Linked DNA regions of Mus musculus: all the other regions are linked to region 3. Evidence: chromatin loops called from intact Hi-C (ENCODE). Cell type or tissue: heart. All regions are shown on one strand. Region 1 overlaps Cmip (c-Maf inducing protein). Region 2 overlaps Bco1 (beta-carotene oxygenase 1). Region 3 overlaps Cmip (c-Maf inducing protein).

Region 1 (8,000 bases), 83 kb before region 3:
ACAGTACGAGAGGAACGTGTTCAAGGGAGTTTAAAAGAAGGGAATATCTGTGTGCTTACAAAGTCTCCCTCCTTAACGTGACCACAGCCAACCTGCACCGCACAGTCAGACCAGCCTGGATGGTTTCCGATAAACTCATGGCTGGCTTGCTCTTGCATTTCTTCCTGTCCCAAAGCCTAGGACCCAGAAGCAGATCCTGGTCATTTGCCCCCCCTTCCTTGTTGGAGCTCCTGCACTTCGTGGATCTAGCTAAGGATGCTTTCCGCAGACTTTGTGATCCTAGGGGGACTCTGCCCATGTGTATGCCTGGTAGGCCTATTTTAATGCCATTTTGAACATCACAGCACACTAGTTCTTTCTCACTGTCCCCCCTCCCCCACACCCATCCACCCATCTCTTCTGCCACCCCAGAGCTTGTTTGTAGTCCTCCTGGTTGGTTGACCAGCTCTGGACCGGCCATGCTCTAAGAAGCTGCCCCCTGCTAAGCCTTGCTTCCTGCTTTTTTTTTTTCCCTCCCTCTTTTTTAAATGCCTACAGACAGTGCACTGTGAATGTCTGCATGCTGTTTGCTTTTCATTCTCAATGAGGGCCAGTGGTTACTTGGGAAGTTCCCAGAAGGGAGACTAGCTGAGCCTGCCTGGGACGGGACAGTTTTTGCTTTGGGTAAGTAAGAGGTAGAGCTGCTCCATAGAGGAGCCTACCTATCTGTGGTGGGTGCTGGCTGCTAATGGATGCTGGTCTCCTTCCAGTACAGCCTGGTGGGCATTGGTACCCCTCTTTCTCTCCCTTTTACCCCCTTCAACTTCACTTTCATTGGAAATGCTCCTACTTTTAGTATCAGTCAAAAGTTGCCACGAGGCACCAGTTTCTTAGCTCCTGGTGTGGCCTCTGCCCTCTGTCCCGATGGCTCAGTCATTAGGACTACTGTTGACAACAGAGATGCTGATGGGACCTCCTTCCTACTGACTGCATTTCTTGGGGCAAAGGGCAGAAGAGAAGGCTTCTGAGGAGGAGGAGGCTGAGGGAGAGAGAGGGGGAGAATCCAAAAAGCAGAACAAAGGCTGGCCACAACAAACTCAGTCAGACTTAGATGAGGAGAGCAGGGGAAAGCGGGGCTGGGATCAGAGCAGAGATTCCAGGCTGAGTTGGAGCAGTGAGCTCTGTGTGGGTGTGCACGCGTGCGCGCGCGCGCGCCCGTGTGCATGTGTGTGCATGCACGTGCGTGTGTGCATGTACGTGTGTGCTTGTGTACGTGCGCGTGCATGTATGTGCATACATGTATGTGCACATGTGCATGCATGTACGTGTGTGCTTGTGTGTGTGCGTGTGTAGCTGAGAGTCTGAATGAAATAGGACTGGGAGGGAGGGAAAGCCCAAGTCACTCCCTGCAATGATCTTCCTTGGGAACTTGAATGGGAAGTTGCATCAGTTACTGTCCTAGTTGCTGTGGCACAATGCTTCCTTGGCCAGAGAGCAGCTGAAGGAAGTCCTGCACTATGGCGGAGAAGCCACAGTGCAGGAGCTTGAGGTCACATGGAATCTGCCGTCAGGAAGCACTGAGCCGCATGCTGGCACTAATTTACCTCCAGCCCGGGATGGAGAGACCATTCACTGTTAGGCGGTGTCTGCCTTTCTCCTTTCCTTGTTGTTTTTGTTGTTTTGTTTTGAGACAGGGCTTCTCTGGGTAGCCCTGGCCGTCCTGAAACTAGCTCTGTAATGCTTGGCCTGGAATTCACAGAGATCCGCCTGCCTCTAGCTCCAAAGTGCTGGGACCAAAGATGTGTATCACCATCACCTGAAGGTCTTCCTTTCTCTATTAAGCAATTTACATAATCTCTCGTGGACATGCCCAGAGGTTTGCCTCCATGGCAATTGTGAATCTCATCAAGTTGACATCCAAGAGTAATTGTCACAGAAGTAAAGAGTCACACTTGGGTCTGGGACTAGGCCCCGGCTCCTACCTGGCAGCATCCTTTTACCCAGCTGTCCCTTGCAAGTGACCCAGAGTCATGAGTGCAGTTCTAGCACACAGGTATCCCTGGCTATGCCCATTCTTTCCCATGGCTGCAGTAGCTTTAGAAGCAGCTTGGGGAGGCAGTTGCCCTCTCTTTAGTGGCCTTCTGCAGGTAAAGAACAGGTAGGAGGAGCCCCTGTTGTCTGCAGAGAGCCAAGTGGAATGAGATCTACTGCTCACTGGCAGCAGGCAGGCTTGGTACTTGGTATGGATCCTACAAAGAACGACTGAAGATGGTGGCCTTGGAGCCCCTGTAGCTGATGTTCAATTACTTGTTACACACTGGGAAACTGAGACAGGGTGTTAGGATAATGGTGGTAACGTTTCTATGAGTGGCACACACCAAGAACATGGCATTTTGACACCCCTACCCCCACATGGGACATCCAACAGGAAACCAAACCCCAGGTGGCCAAGTCCCTGCCCCAGTGCTGACTGGCTCCAGGGTTGACCAGAGCCAGCCTAACCTGGTTCAGTTTCAGGTGTAGCCTAAGGACTGGTGGTTCCTCTTAGAACGTCTTAGGAAAGATGGTTTATTTATTAGCTGATTTCTTATCTTTCAAGCAAATAAACTTGAGTGTGCAAAAAAGATTGTCCTGTCTAGTTTTGTGTCAGCTTGACACAAGCTAGAGTCATCAGTGAGGAAGGAGACTCAATTAAGAAAATGCCTTCATAAAATCAGGCTTCAGGCAAGCATACAGGACGTTTTCTTAGGGATGGATGAAGGCAGAGGCAGCCCATTGTGATTGGAATCATTTCTGGGCTGGAGGTCCTGGGTTTGATAAGAAAGCAGGCTGAACAATATGGTGAGAATTCTGGAATTTTTGTTTCTTAAAGAAAAAAAAGAAAGAAAAAGAAAAAAAGAAAACAACCCAGAAATGTGATATGATGTTTTCATTTTAATCTCAGGTGTGAGGATAATGGGCCTGCCCGGATGCAGCTGACTATGATTTGCACAGTCCTCGAGCAGGGGTGTGGTTTGGCCAGCGGCAGATAGCATCTGCAATTGTGTGATGTTTGGAGTTCTGGAAACTTTTCAGAGGGTCTGTAAATGCTAGGGTCCTGAGAGACGGGGTTGGTGGTTATTGGTTGTTGGGGGGGGGTTGGCTGGTTGTTGGTTTTTGTTGGTTATGGTTTATTAAGTAGCCATGCAAAGAAGAACAGAAAGGAGGAGGAGGAGAAGGAGTAGTAGTAGGAGGAGGAGGAAGAGAAGGAGGAGGAGGAAGAGGAGGAGGAAGAGGAGGAGGAGGAGGAGGAGGAGGAGGAGGAGGAGGAAGAAGAAGAAGAAGAAGAAGAAGAAGAAGAAGAAGAAGAAGAAGAAGAAGAAGAAGAAATAATAATTAGATATTTTGTGGCAAAGATCAAACTTGCCCCAAGGAACTCCGATGCCTCTAATAAGCAGGAAGTAGTCTAACAATAACATCGCCCCCTTTCTGACCCCCTATTCAGGGATCTCTTTCCTTTCCTCTCTATCCCTTTTTTTCCCCTCCTTTCTAGTGTTAGGAGGTTGGAAAAAAAGGGGTGAAGAAAAGTGGAAGAAAGAAGAACCTGTAAGGTAACAAAAGGACGCCTACAGAGCAATCCATGGGGAGCAAGCCAGTAAGCAGTCCTCTTCCATGGCCTCTGCATCAGCTCCTGCCTCCAGGTTCCTATGCTGTTTGAGTTCCTGTCTTGATTTCCCTTCAGTGATGAACAATGAGGTAGAAGCATAGGCCAGATTAACCCTTTCCTCCCCAAGTTGGTTTGATCACAGCGTTTTATCACAACAGTAGTAATTCCAACAAAGACAATGATTTAGCACATAGGTCAAAAAAATGTAACAGTGTCATCTACCTGGATGGAGAATGTTCCAGAATCTTCCATGCTAGCTGCCTCCTGGCTCTCTAAAGAGTTTCCCGAGGAAAGGAAAAGGGTTAGTTTGGTGGGGTGTCTCCAACACCCCACTCCTTGTAGCCCAGATCAAGTTTAGTTTCAGATATGTCTTTATCATTCTCGTGTGTCCCGAGCCTAGTGCTGGGGACTCAGATCAGGGCCCGTCAGTGGTTTCCATACGACCGATGCGTGCTGAGAATTGAGCAGATGTGAGAACCGGGATCCTGTCCCAGAATTTGCCTCTGTTGACCTAGTGGCTGAGAAAGCAGCCACGTGCGTAGCTGCTCTGGCCTCAGAGCGAGGGGGCCCCTTCCTCCACACTCAGGACTGTGGAGTGTGGGTGACCCCTTCCCTCTGGGAGGAAGGGATACACTGCTTGTAGGAGGTAGGACATTAGGAAAGAGGACTTTGGAGGCAGCGCAGTGTGTAGGTTGTGCCCGTACCGCTGACATGATGTCAGGAGCCACACATGCTTAGGGCCACCTAGATAGCCAGGACTACTCTGATATGCAGGACTGTAAGGCTTCAAGCAAGCCAGGTCTCCTGTCTGAACGTTGGGTTCCTCCTCCATAGAACGGGTCCCCGTAAGCTGTCTGTCTTTAAATGATAAGGCCTCATGGCTAGTGCCTGGCCCTTGCTCATGGGAGATACTCACCAAGAGTCACCTGTGGTTGTTCTCGACAGGGTTATTATCATCCCACAGGGCATGGACTTCCCTGGTCCAGTAGGGACTTCTGGCTTGTGCAAAGGGCAGGAGGCCGGTAAGGCCCTGGGAGGCTGGGCAGTGTGGTGAATGGGAGAGAGGAGGCCAAGGGGTGCAGAAGTTCGGATAAGTCCTGGCGCACACTCCAGAGTGGAGAAAAACAAAACAGCCCGGTCTGCGGTGACCACTCCATTTCCTGCAAAGAAGGAAGTTGCAGATTTCCTCCCTGGTGTCCAGGGAGGGATGGGACAGGCTGCTTAGGGCGGGACCCACGTGGGGAGGTTGGTGGGGTCTGGCTGGAGTGGCTCTGTACCCAGAGCACAGTCTTTCTGCGGTCAGCCCCTGCCTGGAGTCTCTGAGCTACTTCCCCCAGGAGCCGGGTGTCCTTGTATCCGGGACAACCTGGATCCGTTTCTTCTCCTTTGTGCTGGACAAGAAGCAAAGCGACTAGAGGTCCAAGACACCAGTGGGATCTGTCACTTCCTCTTGGAAGCCAGGACCCTCCCTTTTGGAGTCTCCTTGTCCCTTAGGGTGTCACTGGCTGTCAGTTTCCTTTCTACCTCCTGTCCCCAGGAGACAGGGAGCTGCTATTCCTCAGGCTCCATCTCCCCAACAATGTACATTTATGTGATAATTGCCCTCCAGTCTCTTAAATGAGGGAACTGGAAAGAGGGTAGGATCAAGGAATTGGGTGAAGTCACGCACTGGATCTGACAAGCTGAGGATGTGGCCTGTGACCTTTCAGATCCAGGGCAGTGAGCTCATTGCTGCCTCAGTTTTATCATCTCTATTATGAGGTAGCAGTGAGCCCACTTTAGGGTTGCTGAGACCAGTAAGAACAGGACCTACCCCCAGGGACCGCTATGGTTACTTTTTGCATCCGCTCACCTAAAGTAGACGTATCTCAAACTTCTTGTTACATTTATTTGTTGTAAGGTGTTTGTGTACACGCACGTATGCACACACACCAGGATATGCGTGTAGAGGTCAGAAAATGGCTGTGGGAGTCGGTTCTTTCTTTCCACCACGCGGGTCCTGAGAATTGAGTTCAGGTCTCATTAGGCTTGGTGGCAAGCTTCCTGCCCCACTGAGCCATCCTCCAGGCCTTGAAATAAACAAGAAGCTGACGTTTGATGTATGCTGAACAAGCTTCGGGTTGAGTAATCATACCTGGGCTTTTTCTTTCATGAAGCCTGTGCACACTGGGGTGGGGTGGTGGCTGCCCAGCAGCTCGGGCGCCAGCACGGGTGGAGTCTCAGCTTTAAATCGGACGGACTTTGTCCGTAGGTTTCCAGGGAACTTGGTGTCCCGTGTCTCTTGAGCTGACTCCATGGAGGCGAGGCCCTTTAAGGCACAGTATCCAGGGTGAAATAGGTGTCCTGTCCCAGAGACCCCAGAGTTCACTAGGGGGTGGGAGTGGGGGATGGGCCAGAGCCCAGGGAATCCCAGCTTGGAAGCTATTCTGCCTTTGGGCTACTTCCTTAGCTGAGTGTCATCAGACTGTGAGAGGGGTGTTCTGCTTAACAGAATAGAGAAGGAAGGGGGCAGAAGGCAGATTCAGGAGAAAACAACATGAAGACGAGGCCTGGGACATCTCCTACAGCCTGGCATACAGTCCCATTAGCCTCTGCTGGCCAGTGAGTTCCGCATTTGGAAAAGGGTGGCAGAGATGGCCCAGGTGTCTGGGCTGTGGGAGATCTCATTGAGGTCCCTGGCTCCCCAGAGAGGCTCTCCAAGAGGTGATGGTTTCTATTCGGAGGTCCCTTTATGCAGAGGTAAAGCCTGCAGGGTCTGGTAGCATCTTCCAGGCAAAGCCAGGTACCACCCATTTAAGGCAAGTCTTTCTATGGGATGCTCTACGTCTTGAGTATGTTTCATAGACCTTGGCCTGGCCTAGCTTCCCTGAGGTATAGTTCTCTGCAGATGACCTACCCCAGACTGTGTGAGCCCAGGCTGGGCTGCTGCTGTTCCAGGCCTCCCAGAATTGTGAGCTGACGTCTTGAGCTGTTTAGCTTGGCCAGGTGGGCTCCTAGCAAGCTCTTTCCCGAGGGACCCTGAGCCTAGCTGGTAGCTTCCAGAAGGGACTGTGGGACTCTCTCATTGCTCCCTCAGGACCTGACGACACAGTGCTCTCTGAGAAGCCCCGATCATAAGTCATCCTGCTGCTGACATCTGGCTAGGGTAGCTCCGAGAGCGTATTGGGTCCTTGGCATCTGAGAGCCTGTTAATCTACAACCCCACGGGACTTGGGAGCTCAGGATGCCAGCCTTCTGGATTTCCACAGAAGACTGCCCAGTGCCCTGACCCATGTGAAACTACCAGGCTTGGACCCTGGAAACTCCTTCCATATAGGGCATCACTGGTCCCTCAGCTGCTGTTGCCTGGCAGCCATATGGATGACTTCCTTTGCCTGCCCGGCATCCTGCTCTGCTCCAGGGGCTGGCGAGGGGAGCTCCCTTCTCATCTTCTGCTCCCATGGCAGCGTTTGTACCCCTTTGTTACGTCCCACGTTTGATGGGCACTGGGTTTCAATTTCCTTTAGACTGTGCCTGACTCACTCATCCCCACACTCCACCGTTTATCCACTCCTTTGTTCTCACAGCGGATGCAAGGCAGGAGGAGATTCCGGGGTTGTCCACGGGTCTGGAACCCCATGATCACCGCTGTTGGCCTCTGGGTCGGGGGAGGGGGGACGACTGGCCTCACTCAGAACTCGGTCTTGTGATGACAAGGGGGAGGAGGTTGATAAGAATCACGCATCAGATGCCAGCACAGAGTGTGTCCCGGTGCATGGACCTCTTGTCACATGGTTCCCTTGTATCCCTTGACTTGTCACAACCTCTCCTCCCTTCCTGGTCTGCTTCTATAAGAGAAGAATTCTGGGGACTAGGGTAAACTTTCCCTCGAGTGTGGACAGAAACGACTCCCGTTTGTTCTTGTACACCCTGGAACTTTGAGCCCCCATGTGAGGGTGCACACTCTGCCCTTTGCTGCATATCTCTTTTGGTGTGTAAGAAGTCGCGAGTATCTAATAGTGCAAGTCTGTGTCCACACACACACATTTATTTAATTTGAGGCTGAGTCTTTAGCAGCCTCCCTTTAACCTCCCTACGTATCTAAGACTTTCTCAATTTTTTGGGGGGGACGAGGAAGGAAGAGGTTTACTGGAAACCAACCCCAGGGCCTCTTGCATGTTGTGCAAGCACCACCCCAAGCTATGGCCCAGCTCAGTATTATTCTTTCAGCACATGTATGTAAAGCATATGTAGAGGGCCGGGAGCAATGACACCAGGAGGCTGGTACTGTTATTAGCCCATTTTACAGATAAAGAAACTGAGGCCAGAGAGGTTAGGTCACTGACTTGCAGGGAGCAAGGCCAAGATCCCATTCTTTGAAGCATGGGCTTCAAAA
Region 2 (8,000 bases), 270 kb before region 3:
ATTACTGTTTCTTTTTCTTTTGTGTGTCATGTGTGTGACATAGTATGCCCTTTTGTCCAAACATCGTTACTTGCAAATGTTTATAAATGTATCTTTTATTTGCCTGTATAGTAAGTGTAGTCTCTGAAGCTTACTGCCTCTGTCTGCTAACTTAGGTCTAGTCCTGGGAGCTTCTAGCCTCCATACAATCTAATCTAGGCCTAGAATGTTTTCAGCCTCTGAGACTTGCTGCTGAATAAGCTCACCCTTTCTAGCGCTACCTGAACTCAGACTGGCTGGTCAGCTCAGCAGTTCTGGCTCAAAATTCCTCTGCACACTAACTGATTCAATCTGGCTTCTCTCAGCTTTTCCTGAATTGCTCTGCTTAGCCTCATAATAGCTTTGTCAATATGTTGTAATCTTCTGGCTCTTTCTCATTCTCTGGCTCATTCTGTCTTCACCTGTATCTAGCTTGCTCTCTCTCACTGCAACCTGACTCTCTATACTACCTGTCCTAGTAAAACTGCCTCCTCGTCTCTCTCTGCACTGCTCTCTTAAGTAGCTTCCCTTTCCTCTCTCTTCTCAGGAGAGTTGGGCAGATCCTGTTCTGTCAAATCTTTCTCTGATTCACCACTTTGTCTGCCACTCAACTAGAAGTCGCTTTCAAACATGGGTGCTGCCTTCTACAAACTAACTTTGCCTTTAGTGTTTGGGATTAAAGGCGTATACTAAGAGCTGAGCCACACCCAACTTTTTTTTTTTTCAGTAAATAACATAGTCTCGGGGTCCACAGTGCTGTGATCTAATACCCTGCAACAAACGTTCATTGTAATGAGTTATTGGTCTCGTTCTAGGCCTTTGGCTTCTGTGACACTATCAATACTCCCTAGAACTCCTCTCAGATATCTTGTTGTTGCCCTGTGTCATATATATTCTGCAGCTTTCCATCTGCAGGACCAGGCCCTTCATGGGCATGATGGAGGCATTAATGGGATAGATGTTGGGGTGGGCCAACTCAAAGCCCTAGATCTGGGCCTGGATGGTAGCTGAGTTGGTCAGCCAGCCAGCTCTCCCTTACCCATACCACCAGAGACAGTTCTCCAGCACTGCTCTGGCTAGGTCACCTAATGCCACAACCGGCAAGGGGGCAGGGCCTACTCTCTAGTTCTCATGCCCTTGAGGCAAACTCAGCTACATCCACAACACCAGGGCCAGCTCCACTGTGCTGTGCAGACGAGGGTCAGGGCTGCTATCCTGAGTGCTGCAGCTGGGGAGGGACAGGGCCAGCTCTCCCTCCGCCTATCGAAGGGCGGAGTGGAAGGGGCAAAATATTTCATTTTATATTTTATTTATTTGTGTGTGTGTGTGTGTGTGTGTGTGTGTGTGTGTGTGTACACAAATACATGTGTGTGGGGGGTGGGGCAGAGAGTGCTTTCCTTCCACCATGTGGGTTCTAGGGATCAAACTCAGGCCATCCAACTTGACATCAGTGCCTTTATGCACAGAGCCATCTCCCCCCTTCCCTTCTCATCTTTTACTTTATCTTACTCCATCTTTATAACCCACCGAGTCTAGTTAGTGCTGCCCATATATGCCATAGATGTGGGGTGGTCCTCTGAAGCCTGGGATCACTCCTTTAAAGAGAACTGACTCTCTCTCTCTCTCTCTCTCTCTCTCTCTCCTCCTCCTCCTCCTCCTCCTCCTCCTCCTCCTCTCCCTCTGACTCTCACTCTCCCTTTCCCTTCCCCTCTTTTTCTCTCCCTCTCCTTGCAGCCCACAACTGCCAATCACTCTTCATCTAGGAGTGGAGGGTTGTGAGCCCATCTCTATACAAAGTCGACTGTCTTGATGTCATGCAGGCAAACAGTCACTGAGTCCCTGAGTTCAGCAGTTCTCTTGAGTCTGGAATGCACTGTTTCACTCTGTCCTCCCAGCCTCTGGCTCTTAAAATCAGGGTCATCCTCTCCCTCCCCTCCCCCTTCGACTCCCTTCCCATCCCCATCCCCCTTCTCCTCCCACTCCCCCACTCTGTTCCCATCTCCTTCTTTCTCCCCCTCCTCCACCCCTACTCCCTTCCCATCTCTCTCTCCCTCTCTCTCTACCTCTACCTTCCATTCCCCTCCCTTCCCCCTCCCCAATTCACTCCCTTCTTGTCTCCCTCTCCCTCCCCTTCCCCTCCACCTCTCCCTCTCCTGCCCCTCCCCCTTCTCTTTGACACACATCCACTTTTTAAAAAAAATGTGTGCAAATGAACTTACACTTCAAACTCCCTTCTCACTGTAGTCCACACTCGCACGACAGAGGCTGGTCAGGGTTAACCAACCTCCCTCTGGACCCCAGTAAAGCCCCTAGAATGGCTGACATCAATGCCATAGGTCCCCCAAAGGTGTCAGGCTGACAAGCCTCTGCTTCTGTTTCAGGGGAGGTCTTCTACAGGAGCAAATACCTGCAGAGTGACACCTACATCGCCAACATTGAGGCCAACAGAATCGTGGTGTCTGAGTTCGGAACCATGGCCTACCCGGACCCCTGCAAAAACATCTTTTCCAAGTAACAGTCCCTTCTGGATCTTGACAAATTCATACTTTTGGATATTTCTGATGCTCAGAACAGCGCACATTTTCTCCTGTATTAGTTTTCTTTGGGGGATAGATTAAAACCCCCAGCTGAAACCACTGTGGCCGGCCTGTGGCCACAGATTCTTGATCAGTGATAGCGAGGGAAGCGAAGAGCACTTGACAAATCGTTCACCTGCCTGGCTGGTGGGAGAGGGTTTGGGCATGATCAGTCAAAGTTACAAATGTGTGTTCCCTTTGGTCTAGAGATACACTTGCTCGAGTCTTAAATGACAAATAGACAAAGTTATTCCTGGCTATGTCATTTTGTTATGATAAAAGCTGCAACCAACCTAAATGTCCTTGCCAGCAGTCTGGTTGGACACAGAACAGCAAAAGTGTTTAAGAAAGTGCCTCAGTGGGGCTGAAAGGCATGAGGCTGCTAGCTCACGCTACTGTGCAAATCAACCCTAAGGTATAGTAAGTTCAACAGTTGATGATGAGGAGGAGGATGTTGATGATGAGGATGTTGATGATGTTGGTGATGTTGATGATGTTGCTGTTGTTTTAAAGCAGGGTAGGGCTGGTATCTTAGGATTTCTATTACTAGGGGGAAAACTGACCATGGCCCAAAAGTAAGTTGAAGAAGAAGCTTACACTTCCACATTGCTGTTTATCACCGAGGAAGTTAGGACAGGAACTCAAACAGGGCAGGAACCTGGACGCAAGAGCTGATGCAGAGGTCATGGAGGGGTGCTGCTTACTGGCATGCTCCTCATGGCTTGCTCAGCCTGCTTTCTTATAGGACCCAGGACCACCAGCCCAGGGATGGCACCACCCACAATGAGCTGGGCCCTCCCCCACTGATCACTAATTGAGAAAATGCCTTACAGCTGGATCTCATGGAGGCATTTGCTTAATTGGGGCTCCTTCCTCTCTGAGGACTCTAGCTTGTGACAAGTTGACACACACGAGCAGCCAGGACAGCTGGGGGAGATAGATGATGGGTGGGTCAGAGCACTTGTTGAGAGAAAGCACGGAGTCCTGAGTTCAAGTCCCCAGAACTAAGCATGGTAGAAGCACGCCTGTAGTCTCAGTGCAGCAGTCTGCAGCCAGCCAGCCTAGCTCCAGGTCTAATCAGAGACCTTGCCTCAAGAGAGTGTGAGAGAGAGTGAGAGGCAGAGCAGTGGACGTCTGCTTCTGGTCCTCTGTGCATATGTGCTCAGGTACACGGACCTGCACACAAGTGAACTATACACACACACACATATACACACATTCACAGACACATACACATACACACACGTACACACACATACACACACATATGCACACATACCCCTCTCATACACACATATACATGAACACATAGTCGAACACATACACACATATATACACATACATACACACACATGCACCCCTTTCTCAAAGCAAGGCACATAAGTGCATTCTGGGTTCAGGGAGGGAAAAGGCAGAAGTCTAGATGTATTTTTGCTTGTGCAGGGAGGGCATAAAGAGATCCCAGAGGAGAGTCAAGGGGGTGGGAAGCTGGGGAACGGCAGGGTGGGGAGATGTTTCTGGAACACATCTGAAGTCATCTGGGTTATGAAGCAGATGAGTGCGTGAATTACACATTCAGCAATTAAATTCTTGTCTAGAGAGTCAGGCCTGCTCTCCCTGTCTCCCTTCAGACACACTTCAGAGAGCCATGGAAAGATTTAGGGTGGATTGCCAGAGATAGGGAAACTGCTTCTGCTCTTCTGAGGCTGACATCACCCTTCCCTGGAACAGGGCGACTTGCCCTTGCAGATGGGGCTGAGCTGGGGTGGCGTCAACAGAGAGAAGGGAGTGGGCCTGAAGGACTTCAAAGCCTTACCTGGAGGAGACTCCCTGCAGTGATATCCTCTGTCGCTAGGGGGAGCACCACTCAACGCTTGCATCCAGTCTTTGCCATTTGTACCACTCAACCCCCCTTGGGTTCTCTTCCTGTTTGCAGTTTGCCATTTGGTGAAACGCACCCCGAGTCTTAACGAACATGCGCTTCCCCCCCCCTTTTTTTTTTTTGCCAAAAATGAATTACAAGGCTGAGGATGGAGCTCAGTTAGTAGAATGTTCCCACAAAGCCCTGGGTTTGATCGCCAGCGCAAGCTTAAACCAGACCAGCGCTCCAGGTCTGGACAGAGTCTCTGATTAAACTTGGAGCTAAGCTCTCTGGCAGCGAGTCCCCAGCAATCCCACTGTCTCTGGTCACACAGCCTTTGGGTTGCTGGCATGTGTGTGACCATGCCTAGTCACACACTCAGAAGGTGGAGGCAGGATAATCAGAAATTCAAGGATATCCTTGGGTACATAGCAAGTTTGCGGCTAGCCTGGGATGAATGAAACCTTGTTTCAAAAGAAAAGAGAAGAACAAACAAACAAACCCACAAATAATTTCTTGAACAAATCTTTAAATACTCAGTAGGGATTCGGATCTTGCCAGAGCAGAGATTAACGCTTTTACTAGGTTTGTATTACGGGTACAAGTCTGATATCTATATGGCTACTTAAAATAGTTAGAAGCATCCCGGTTCCTGCTGGCTCTAGCTGAATAGACCCCTGCACTCCTGACACTCAGGAGGAGTGTGGTGTGGCCACACTGCCCCAGCACCTCACTTGCTGCCTGGCTCCATGTTGTGGATTGTGCAGGGAGCCTCATACCTGGGTCCCCTAGATTCCTCAAGTGACCCATTGAGAGTCTTTTCTCACCGCTGAAGCAGGACATGTTAAATGGCGAAAAGGCAGAACTTCCCAGCCGGCCAGGCACAGCCACTAACACAGCCTGTTTTCTCTCTTTCCAGAGCTTTCTCCTACTTGTCTCACACCATCCCCGACTTCACAGACAACTGTCTGATCAACATCATGAAATGTGGAGAAGACTTCTATGCAACCACGGAGACCAACTACATCAGGAAAATCGACCCCCAGACCCTAGAGACCTTGGAGAAGGTACGGTAGGCTTATAGTCAGTGTCCATTCCTGACCCCTAAGCTGCCCACAAGCCTTCTCTAGTGTCTCAGCTGCCTTAGCATGGTGCTCTGCATGCTGTCCATCTTTGTGCCTGCCCTCATTCCCACTGACTCTTATTTACAGCACAGTCATGTGTGGCTTAAGTATATTTCAGTCAACTACAGGACACATGCATGCGTGATCGGGATCCCAAAGATGGTTCTACCTAACGACACTGTAGCTATTTTATCGGATAAACTCCATGATGCCTATGTGGTGAAATCGCCTCATGACGACTTTTTCATGTGTTCCCATAGGGCCGAGAGATGGCTCAGTGGTTAAAAACATGTACCGCACTCTTTCAGATGATCTGAGTTCAGTTCTTAGCACCCAGGCTATAACTTGTAACTCCAGCTCCAGGGGATCTGGTGCCCCCTTCTGGCCTGTGTGGGTACTGCACATGCTCGCACATGCACATACACTTTTTAAAAAATATATAGAAACAAACCTATAGAACATATCCTCGCCGGGCGTGGTGGCGCACTTTAATCCCAGCACTCGGGAGGCAGAGGCAGGCGGATTTCTGAGTTCGAGGCCAGCCTGGCCTACAGAGTGAGTTCCAGGACAGCCAAAACTATACAGAGAAACCCTGTCTCGAAAAAGCAAAAAAAAAAAAAAAAAAAAAAAAAAAAAAAAAAAAAAAAATCCTCGCCCCTAAAAGTGGATTAGGGTTAAGTGGCTTAAAATAACAGAGCCCTACTGTCTTGCATTTATGGAAGACACAATTCTAAATCCAATATGTAGAGCCAGGCTCTGGCAGGTTTTAGAGGGTCTCCTTTCTGTTCCTCCCAGGTCCTGGACTTCGCGCCGGTCCTCGGTGTTCCTCAGCTCATAGACATATCACTTGAATCTCCACCTTCTCAGTCCCATGGTATTCCCTTTGTGTCTGTGTGTTCCAATTCCCCGTGTTCTATAAGCACGCAAGTCGTAAGCCCACAGCCCACGTGGTACAGCATCATCTTGTGGTGATTACATATCCAAAGATGTTACTGCCACGTGAGATCACATTCACAAGCGCTGGGGTTCGGACTTCCTTTTGTATGTTTGAAAGATGGTACAACTCAAAATCGTATCTGTAGTTCTTATAGGACCCAGGGTGTTCTACCCAGGGTGACCTGCAGAGGGAGGTATTACTTAGAGAGCAAGGGCACCAGCAGACAGAACCGCTTCCTGGGAAGCACCGGGCTAACATTCCCCTGAAAATCAATAGATCCCCGTGTCAGTTTGCTCCAGCTACCTGTTCAAAGCCACAGTGATGTCATTAGGCACTTGAGCGATCTGCTAAATTGAATACCTATCTTAGCCGGGAAATTACGTCCAGTTCCTTGTAAACTAGGTGGCAAGGGCCCAACTGGTGCATGCTGGGAAATACCGGAAGGGCCAGAGCCCGACCTAACTCTTGGCTTCTTCTTGTGTTGTCCCGGAGAAGGGCAAATAGCTAGAGCCTAGCCATCCCACGGTTCTCAGGCTGTGGTCCGTTCTGAGCAGGGGTCATCGTTCAATTTGTTAGTAGAATTCCTGCTTTAAGTAAATGGTTTTAGATGCTCTGTTTCCAGAGTATAATCATGAGAGGCATGAAGAGCTGCGTCTCTGTCTCTGTGGACTCCCAAAAGGGGTGAATTGAAAGAACTTCATAGGCTCGACACAGAGAAGTGGCTGAGACTGGCTGGAAGGTGGTGATCTAGCTGTCTCCACCATGGCTTCCAGCCTTCTTTCGTGAGGCAACCCATCTCTATGCTGAGGATCCTGACAAACCAGCAAGTGGGATGGGAGCCACAGGCACAAAAACAAACAAACAAAACATTGCGGCTCACTAGCTCCCCACAACGAACTTCTGCCGCAGAAGAAATATAAGCTCATATTCGGTCATGAGACTAAACATCTCTTAAAAGGTGAATTATGCCTTTTTTCCTCTCAGTCAGGAGATATTCAAAGAGATCTACCCTCGTTCTACACCTAGGCCAAGTCAGGTGTCCACGGGATCCCATCTCCTCATCTTTACAAAACGGAGTGGCTATTGTATTTTACAGGTTGATTACCGGAAGTATGTGGCGGTAAACCTGGCTACCTCGCACCCTCATTATGACGAGGCTGGGAATGTCCTTAACATGGGCACATCCGTCGTGGACAAAGGGAGGACAAAATACGTGATATTTAAGATCCCTGCCACAGTGCCAGGTAAGTCACACTAGGGATCTAAGAAAGACAGCTGGGTGACCCTGACTGAAGAGTCAGGATTTGTGCTTGTGACACATTTCATAGATTATTCAGATGACCTTAAAGTCAGTTTTGTCATTTAGTCGGAGGCAAAGGTTCTTTGGGGGGAAACTCAGTTTTCTCCTTTAAACATAAAAGAGAGATTTCTGAGATTATTTTGGACAAAAGAAATACTGACACTATTTTAACTTCCTGAGTTTT
Region 3 (8,000 bases):
AGCCATCAGCTCCCCTCACTGCCAGTACTTGTCAGTTGGAAAAGAAAAAAAAAAAATCAGAAGCCTAAGTGTCTGGGAAAATATTCACCCAGGCTGTGAACTTTAAATCGCACCTCCCTGTTTCAGCATAGCATCGTATACACATTCATTCACTCTTAGCTGTGGGAAGGTCACAAGACCTGGGTGCCCTATGGATGGCCCTGCCACCTCCTCCCTAAAGTCATTGTGACATTCCACTCTTGGAGCTCCTGAAACAGTGTATGTGTGTGTGCGATGATGGGGGTCTGTGGGAGGTTGCCGTTTGTCTTAGCTTGCCGCACGTCTTCAGTCTTCACGGATTGCCCCGACCTCTGGCATTTTGGATGTGGGGTATTGAAGACCCTAGCAGGGCTCGATGGCCTATGTGCTTCCCTGATGCTTCTCTGGGATGGTGGGACTCCCTTAGAGGCAGTGTGGATGGATGGCTTGAGGCCTGTCTTGCCTTCTTCCCCTATCACTGATCCATGCTTATGCTTTCTCTCAATACATGCTATTGAGCCATGTGGTGGTCCAGGGCACTGAAGAAAGACAGCATGTGCTCTGTGGGCTTTGGGGGCAAGGAAGCGTGATGGGTCAGAGGTCCTGTCTGTAGGCTTCTGTAAGGAGTGATTTCCATGGGGTGGACCTGTTAGGAGCCTTTGGAGGATGGTGCACTGGGGAGGGATGCTAAGATTCAAGCTCTGCCCTGTGCTGGGGCCTGTGGTCACCAGGGGGTGACCCCTCACCTTTGACCTGAGGGTTCCCTTGCCTTTTCTTCATTTTGCACCCTAGGTGTGGAATGAATTCCCTCCACAGCCCCTCCCCACAGCGGGATGCTGGCAGCCAAGAGCTGGTCCTTTGGTCCCTGGGTAGCTTCCTTTCTGTGATGGCGCTGTCTTCTCACAGGCTCTTGTTTTTCTCTCTTTGGCACAGCCGTCTGGGTACATGGAAAACTCGGTCTCCTACAGCGCCATTGAAGACGTTCAGCCGCTGTCCTGGGAGAACGCCCCGAAGTACTGTTTACAGCTCACGATCCCCGGAGGGACCGTCCTGCTGCAGGTAGGAAGAGTAAGCATGACCCAGCAGTTTCTTTCCTCCCGGTCCCTCATCCTCTTCTCACCTGCTCCCTCTGTAGACCTTAGCTTTGGTCAACTTAAAAGTCACGAAGGTATTAAAGACTCTCGGGAGGGCCGTGCAGGGATTAAACACCTGCTGCATGCTGCTCACTGTCTAGGAGCTTGCTCGTCCTCCTGGGTCTCGAAAAATTGAACTCTGTAGCCTCAGCTTTGAAAATGCCGAAAATGAGTCCCCGGGCCAGATGGGCTTCGGAACTTGTGAGGCTCACCTCGTTGTGGATCTGCTTGCTGTCTGCTGGACTTAAGTGAGGATTGTGTCCTGTATCTTTTTGGTTAGCTCAGTTTTGTGTTGGCAAACAATGGAAGTACTGGCTCTGCGTGTCTGTGAGCACGTAGGTCGAAAACGACACGAATATCATTAGGACTGAAGGTTGAACAGGAATAGGTTGTGCTGTTAAAATGGCTGAGAAGTTCAGGAGGAGGTTTGCAAAGAACAGCGGGATCCCGGGTCGGGTGGCAAATGATGTCACCAAGACTTAGTTTTTGCCCCTCCCTCCATGGTGTAGCACACTGTCAGTTTATGGTGGGAAAGGAGGAGGGTGGCCACCCTAAAGATTGGCTTAGAATTCCTAACTCTATTCTTTCTTCTCCACCCCCCACCCCCCCGCCCCGAACCTCATGGAGGATCCAGGCTGGCCTTGCTGGTCGCTTGGGAGTATGCTGTATTCTCTGGCCCCATCCTCACCTTTGACCATAGCAGCTGATGGCCCTTCTGGTACCATCCTGAGGCAGGAGAGCAGTTGACCCGCAGCCGTGTGAGGGATACTGTGTGACACATCCCTGTCCATATTGTCTTCTCTTAGAGGACATCCAAAGCCATGCCTGCTGTAGCCCATCTTGGAACTCAGCCACCGTGCTCTGCCCTCTGTGACCCACCCACCCCCTATCTTCATCATGTCCCCTCTGGCCAGCAGAGCCCCCTGGTTCCCTCTGTTGTCTCCTTGTCCTTTGTTTGTTTGTTTGTTTGTTTGTTTTTGTGTTTTCAAGACAGGGTTTCTCTGTATAGCCCCTGGCTGTCCTGGAACTCACTCTGTAGACCAGGCTGGCCTCGAACTCAGAAATCCACCTGCCTCTGCCTCCCGAGTGCTAGGACTAAAGGCGTGCACCACCACTGCCCGGCTGTCTCCTTGTCTTTAGGGGGGACTAACCAGCCTCTGCCATGCCTCCCTTGGTCTCTCTGCCTCTCTTCTGTTTCCCTTGCCCTGAAGACTGTAGCACTGGATCTTTGCAAGGCTGCTCAATGCCAGGCCCTGTGGGGCTGGTTGACCCCATGAGCAACAGTGGCCAAGACAAGGAGGGCCCTGAAGGGCAGCAGGGCAGCCTTCTGGAAATGCCTTTACTGCTCAGTTATGCAGCTTCAAGCCTGCCCCTCTCTCTGGCCCCTACAACCCCATCCTCATCCTCACTGTCAGCCTCTGGGGAGACTGAGCCATAAACACATGATTACCGAAGAAGCTGCAACTCAGACACAGACGAATCCCAGAGGACTGGGACGGGAGGGGGAGGGGAGGGTGACTCACCAGGCCTCGGGAGACAGCTGCACCCCAGGGATGTACACTGATATGGGGTGCAGAGGGATGAGTAGGAGGGTGCCCCAGAGAGGGGCACACCTAGTATGAGTGTGGGAGGGGGCTCTCTGGTAGGAGTGAGGTCGATGCCCGTGACTGCCCGTGACTGCATCTAGATGATGTGGTCTTGTCAGCCTCAGACTATATACTGAGGACACTGGGGAGCCATAGAAAGCTCTTAAGGGACAGAGGGGATCCTAGACAACAGATCAGGGGCTAAGGGGCAGAAGGCTGGACATGTGGGAAATAGCCAGGGAGCCCTGTTTTCTCTGTTGATGGTGATCACCACGTATTAGCAGAACGGCCTTTTGTTTCCAGGGCTAGAGCATCACCACCCCCACCATCCCCACCCCTGGTCAGAGGAGTAAGACACACTGGCCAGCTCTGGGCATGTCCCTTTAACCTGGCCATGGCCCTTGGCTGGTGGTAGTGATGACTCTCCCAGGCTGCAGTGGGCTGAGCGACGTCAGAGCTCCCCCTGCGGGCTGACAAACCAGGCTGCCCCAGCATCCTCCACGCTTGCCGCCCCTGCTTGGTGGCTGCTCTGCCAGAGGCAGGAGCAGCAGAGGAGGAGAGAAGAAGGAAGGAGAAGAGAGGAGAAGAGAGGAGGCCGCACCAGCTACTGCTGTGATCCGGAGCCTATCTCAGGGAAGCAGCGCAGTCTCCCTTCAGAGAGTTAGGTGGGTGCAGCCTTGCCCCTGCCCACCCCTGGGATCTCCCTTCTGCTTGTACCTCTATCGGGCCAAAGGAGGCACATTAAGTTGGCTGTCTGTCCTTGCCTCCTTCCTAGACTCTGTAATTGTGTATGGCTCCTCGGTTCCCCAGGGCGAGACCAGAGCTGCTGGTTAGAGTCCCTGCTGAGCATTCTGATCTTTTGTCACGCAGTGTGTCACGATAGTCGATAATCGAGCATTGGCCCTCGGGTGGGAAGGGACCTGAGGGATAGCAGTCAGGTAGGCTAAAGGGTCACAGCCCAGGGGTTGTGGTCTAGTGGAAGCGCCGTGGGCCTGTTGCAGAATAACAGAGGTCCGGGAGTGTTTTGCAGTGAGCATGAGTACTGCAGCCACCGGCCTCTGTGGTGACGTGAGTTCAGGTTTAATTGATGCTATTGATTGGAAACTGCGCTTTCTCCGTCCTGAGTCACACTGAGTGCCAGGGCTCACTTAGTTCCTTCTGTGTTTTCTAGTCCTCCGTCTCTCTCCTCCCTTCATCCCCCTCTGTCTCTGTGTCCGTCTGTCCTTCTTCCTTTCTCCCTCCCTCTCTAGCTTTTGCTGTTTGCTCCTTCTTTAATGTCTCCTTAGCCTCAGAGCAGCCATCTCTGTCTTCCTTCTCCAGTTCGCATTCTGGTTTTCTTAGATCGATAACTTTCTTACTGGAAGTCCAGCCCCTGCAGGGGACCTGACTTGGGAGTTCCAGAAAGAATGAACCTTCCTAGGCATGCCTCTTAAGTAGCAGAGTGTAAGCCTCCTGTAGGTGCAGTAGACAAGGTGCCAGTGCCCAGCATGGGGGCCAGTCAGTGGTCCTGGGCTTTCTGGGATTTTAGTGTGACCTCCCTAAGCACTTGTTAGAGGCCCGGCAACAACAGAGGCCTGCTAATCTTGTTTCCCCCTTACATCGAGCTCTTGTGAGGAGACCAGCTTCTATGCACCTACCTACACTGTGTGTGCCCTACTTGAGGCACCTTGTTGGTGCCTTCTGGTTAAGTGCTAAGCACTAAGGAATAATACAGTACCTGGAGGCAAAAGGCATAAGGAAGAGCAGACAGAGCCCAAGGTGGTTTAAATAAGGAGGGAAAGTGGGCCCTCCTTTCTGACAGTGCCTACACACACACACACACACACACACACACACACACACACACACTCATTACCGGGTCTCGAAAGCCCCACTGGAGATGGACAACTGTTCCCTTCTTACTGGAAGGAAGAGGATAGGAGAGGAAGAGAGAGAGAGACAGAGACACACAGAGACAGAGAGAGAGCGCGCAAGAGCAAGTGAGCTTTCCCGGCTGCTCTTAGCTGTTTTTCCTGGAGATTGGGCCAGGAAGCTGAACTTGGGAACAGTCCCTGCAGGCTCCAGGCTGTTTTTCTCACCTCGAGGACAATGCAACAATGAGTTAGAACTTGGCAGCCTCGCTGAGGAAGTTGGGCAGGCTTGCCTGGAGCCAGCCCTGTGGGAAGGTTAGCGCCAGACACAGGCAGAGAGCCACCAGAGCCAGCCTGGGGCCATGGGGGGCAAGGTAGGCTGTGGACTCCCTCCGGGGTTTTAGGGGATTCTCCTCCAAGTCACTCTCCGGCCACTCACTGTGCCTGGTGTTCCCTGGGATCTGGGTTGTCCTGTCTCCTCTCTGCCGCCAGCCTTGGCTTCAAGGGAACTTGACAGAGGCTCTCCTTCTGGCTGCAGCATAGCCAGGCAAACTTGTCCTCTGCCAGAATCCACCTGGGGAGGCCTATACTGAGATTCAAGAGTGTCTCCTGGCATCCTCTGCTGGGGGGCGGGGTGGGGGGAATCTCACCTTTGTCATACATCACCTGGTCCACCCTGTTCTCAATGCTGGCCAACGGGTGCCATGTTTTTCATTGACTGTCAAGAGGCAGAGCAGCTCCCATATCCACAGGAGCCAGGTTACATCTGTTGCCTGCTCCCTAGGGGTATCAGGGAAAGCAGGCTAGGAGGGAGATGAGCCTGAGGTGTGATCCGAGCACTGAGAGGAGGCTTCTGGGCCTCCTTTCTTCACTTGTAACCACACTACAGTATTTGTCTCCTTAGTTACCACAGAGGCACATAGACCAAGTGTGGTACACAGGTGTCCAAGGATGTACCTCCATGCATGCTTCTGAAGATACGTCCATGCATGCTCGTCTCAGCAGAAGCACAGTGGTCAAGAGCTTGGTTTGTCAGAGCTGAAGGGATTTCTTTGAAGTTCCATGGGATGGGTACATGGACGCTCTACTTACTGTGAATCGGTCCTACGATTTTCCTCCCTCCCTCCTTTCTTTCCTCTCCTATGCCTGTGCATCGTCCATCCAAAAGAACCTGGAGACAGGCTTGAGACAGTCATCCCGGAGAAGGGGCATTCTGGGTGTGGCCCCGGGTGGCTAGGAGTTGCGCAGGCACCAGAGGGAGTAGGTGAAAGTGGAGAGTTCCCAGTGCAGTGTTAGGCCATGCTAGAATCATATTGATTAGGCAAGCTAGGATCCCCTGCACCAAGGAAGCAACCCCAGTCCTATGTAGTTCTCTTACACATTTATCTGTCAACATACATACCCCGTCCATCCATGTACATGCACACCTACCCATCCATCCATCCACATACATACACACACATCTAGCCAGCCAGCCATCTGCATATATACATACATACATACACAGTTGCTTATCCATCCATCTGCATACATACCTGCCCATCTATCCATCCATCCATCCATCCACATACATGCATACCTACCATATATCTACATACATACACACCTACCCATTCATCCATCTACATATACCCTATACATCCATCCATCTGCATACATACACACTTACCCATCCATCCATCTCCATACACACCTACCCATCCGTCCATCCATCTACCCACTTTCCCATCTGCCTCCTTACCTACTTCATCTATTAGTCTACACACTCACCTCCTCATCCACATGTCTACGCATCCATCCATCTGCGCGCGCACCCACCCATTCACCCACTTGCCACTCTGTGGCCCTCTCTATCCTTCCATCCACATAGACACCTAACCGTCTAACCACTCACCCCTCCATGCATCTGTGTATCCATTTATCCACTCCTCTCACCCCTGTCCTCTTGCTCTTATATCTACATTTTTATCCGTTTATCTACCCACCCCATCTTCTGCCTGTGTACTTAACCATGTACTCATCCACCCACCCACCCACCCATCTACCTGCCCATTGTTCCAGCCATTTCCTACTTACTCCCCATGCTCCCATCCATGCCTCCTTGCCCTATATTCACGAACGCATGCGTCCCCTCAGTCACTCCTGTCTCATTTATTCAACATGCCAGCCAGTCTTCCGTTGCTCTGGGTTTCGCAAATGCAGTGATGCTCACATAGACATAGTTTACAACCTGACAGAGCCATAGCCTGCAGATAGGAGAACAACTGAACAGGACAGAGTCACGGTACATGAGCACGGGCAGAGGAAAGCCAGGCTTGAGGCAGTCATCCCGGAGAAGGGGCATTCTGGGTATGACCCGTGTGGCTAGGAGTTGCGCAGGCACCGGAGGGAGTAGGTGAAAGTGGAGAGTTCCCAGTGCAGTGTTAGGCCATGCTAGAATCATATAGATTAGGCGAGCTAGGATCCCCTGCACCGAGGAAGCAACCCCAGTCCTGTGTAGTTCAAAAACAGCCAAGGCTTCCTTCTACCAGTTCACACTGCCTAGTTCCCTGAGGCTCTGCTCTGTAGTACACATCGTCTGAGATATTTCTGCTGTGCCTGCATGGGACAGGGTTAAATCATGCACTGACTCTTTTTATTTTTTTAATCCCGGTTTTTCAAGACAGGGCTTCTCTGTATGGCCCTGGCTGTCCTGGAACTCACTCTGTAGACCAGGCTGGCCTTAAACTCAGAAATCCACCTGCCTTTGCCTTCCAAGTGCTGGGATTAAAGGTGTGCACCACCACTGCCCAGCTTGCACTAACTCTTAAAAGCAGTGCTTCTGCCCACAAATGAAGGGTCCCTTTCATGCCATACCAGCTCATGCTCACTGGCACAGTCACCAAACTGTGTGTGCTTGTACTGTGTGTGCTTGTACTGTGTGTCAGAAGGAAGAGGGGTGGGAATGAGACTGTTGGCAACATTGAGACAGGTAGACCCTGACAAGTCAGTATCAGGAATGTGGCAGGGGAACCCAGGGTAGGCTGGACTTGACTCTAATCCCAAGATCAGTAGGATCTTCTGAAGTTGCCTCCTGGGATCAGAAGTGCCTCATGCCAGTGACAGGGTGTGACCAGGGCTTTGCTCCTAGGTCTAGGAAAGAGTCTGTTTCCTTTCAGATTCTGGTTGTTCCTTGGAGTCTATGGCCTCAGCCATCTCCGTGCTTCAGTCCGATTGGCTCTTCTGCCTCCCTCTTACTGTGTGACCTCACCAGACCACCTAGACAGTCCAAGGTGATCTTGCCATCACGAGAGCCTTGATGTGCAGAGTCCCTTTTCCACCACAGCTGGTTGGCCTGTGCAGGTCTTTGGAGCCTCCCCACCCCCACCCCCAATACTACTTCCCAGTATTGTGCTATATTAAAAGCATAAGCA

What was found. A loop is a pair of places that touch in the nucleus more often than their neighbours do. Peaks named below come from ENCODE experiments on the same cell type or tissue, not always from the same donor. Only the 100,000 strongest peaks of a DNase experiment are listed, where the experiment ranks them.
Region 1: a loop joins it to region 3, with 2.3 times the contacts of the local background. A loop is called at or near these places in 3 of 42 quality-filtered maps.
Region 2: a loop joins it to region 3, with 1.9 times the contacts of the local background. A loop is called at or near these places in 3 of 42 quality-filtered maps.

Annotation. Positions count from the first base shown.
Region 1 is chr8:117,293,563-117,301,562 of GRCm38, forward strand. All of the region lies in intron 1 of Cmip (c-Maf inducing protein), which reads left to right. Among named protein-coding and RNA genes, the nearest start is that of Gm51554, 18 kb to the right of the region's middle. In heart, a CTCF peak has its summit at 4,817; DNase peaks (open chromatin) are centred at 1,480 and 4,819; H3K27ac peaks cover 2,797 bases.
Region 2 is chr8:117,103,261-117,111,260 of GRCm38, forward strand. Bco1 (beta-carotene oxygenase 1) reads left to right here. Exons shown (of 11, transcript NM_021486.3): 3 at 2,400-2,529; 4 at 5,375-5,522; 5 at 7,613-7,760. Among named protein-coding and RNA genes, the nearest start is that of Bco1, 11 kb to the left of the region's middle. In heart, CTCF peaks have their summits at 4,440, 5,964 (motif pointing left) and 6,703 (motif pointing right); DNase peaks (open chromatin) are centred at 4,411, 6,811 and 6,931.
Region 3 is chr8:117,376,124-117,384,123 of GRCm38, forward strand. Cmip (c-Maf inducing protein) reads left to right here. Exons shown (of 21, transcript NM_001163262.1): 2 at 952-1,077. Among named protein-coding and RNA genes, the nearest start is that of Gm39260, 43 kb to the right of the region's middle. In heart, CTCF peaks have their summits at 3,208 (motif pointing left) and 4,791; DNase peaks (open chromatin) are centred at 2,711, 3,148 and 4,848; H3K27ac peaks cover 1,230 bases.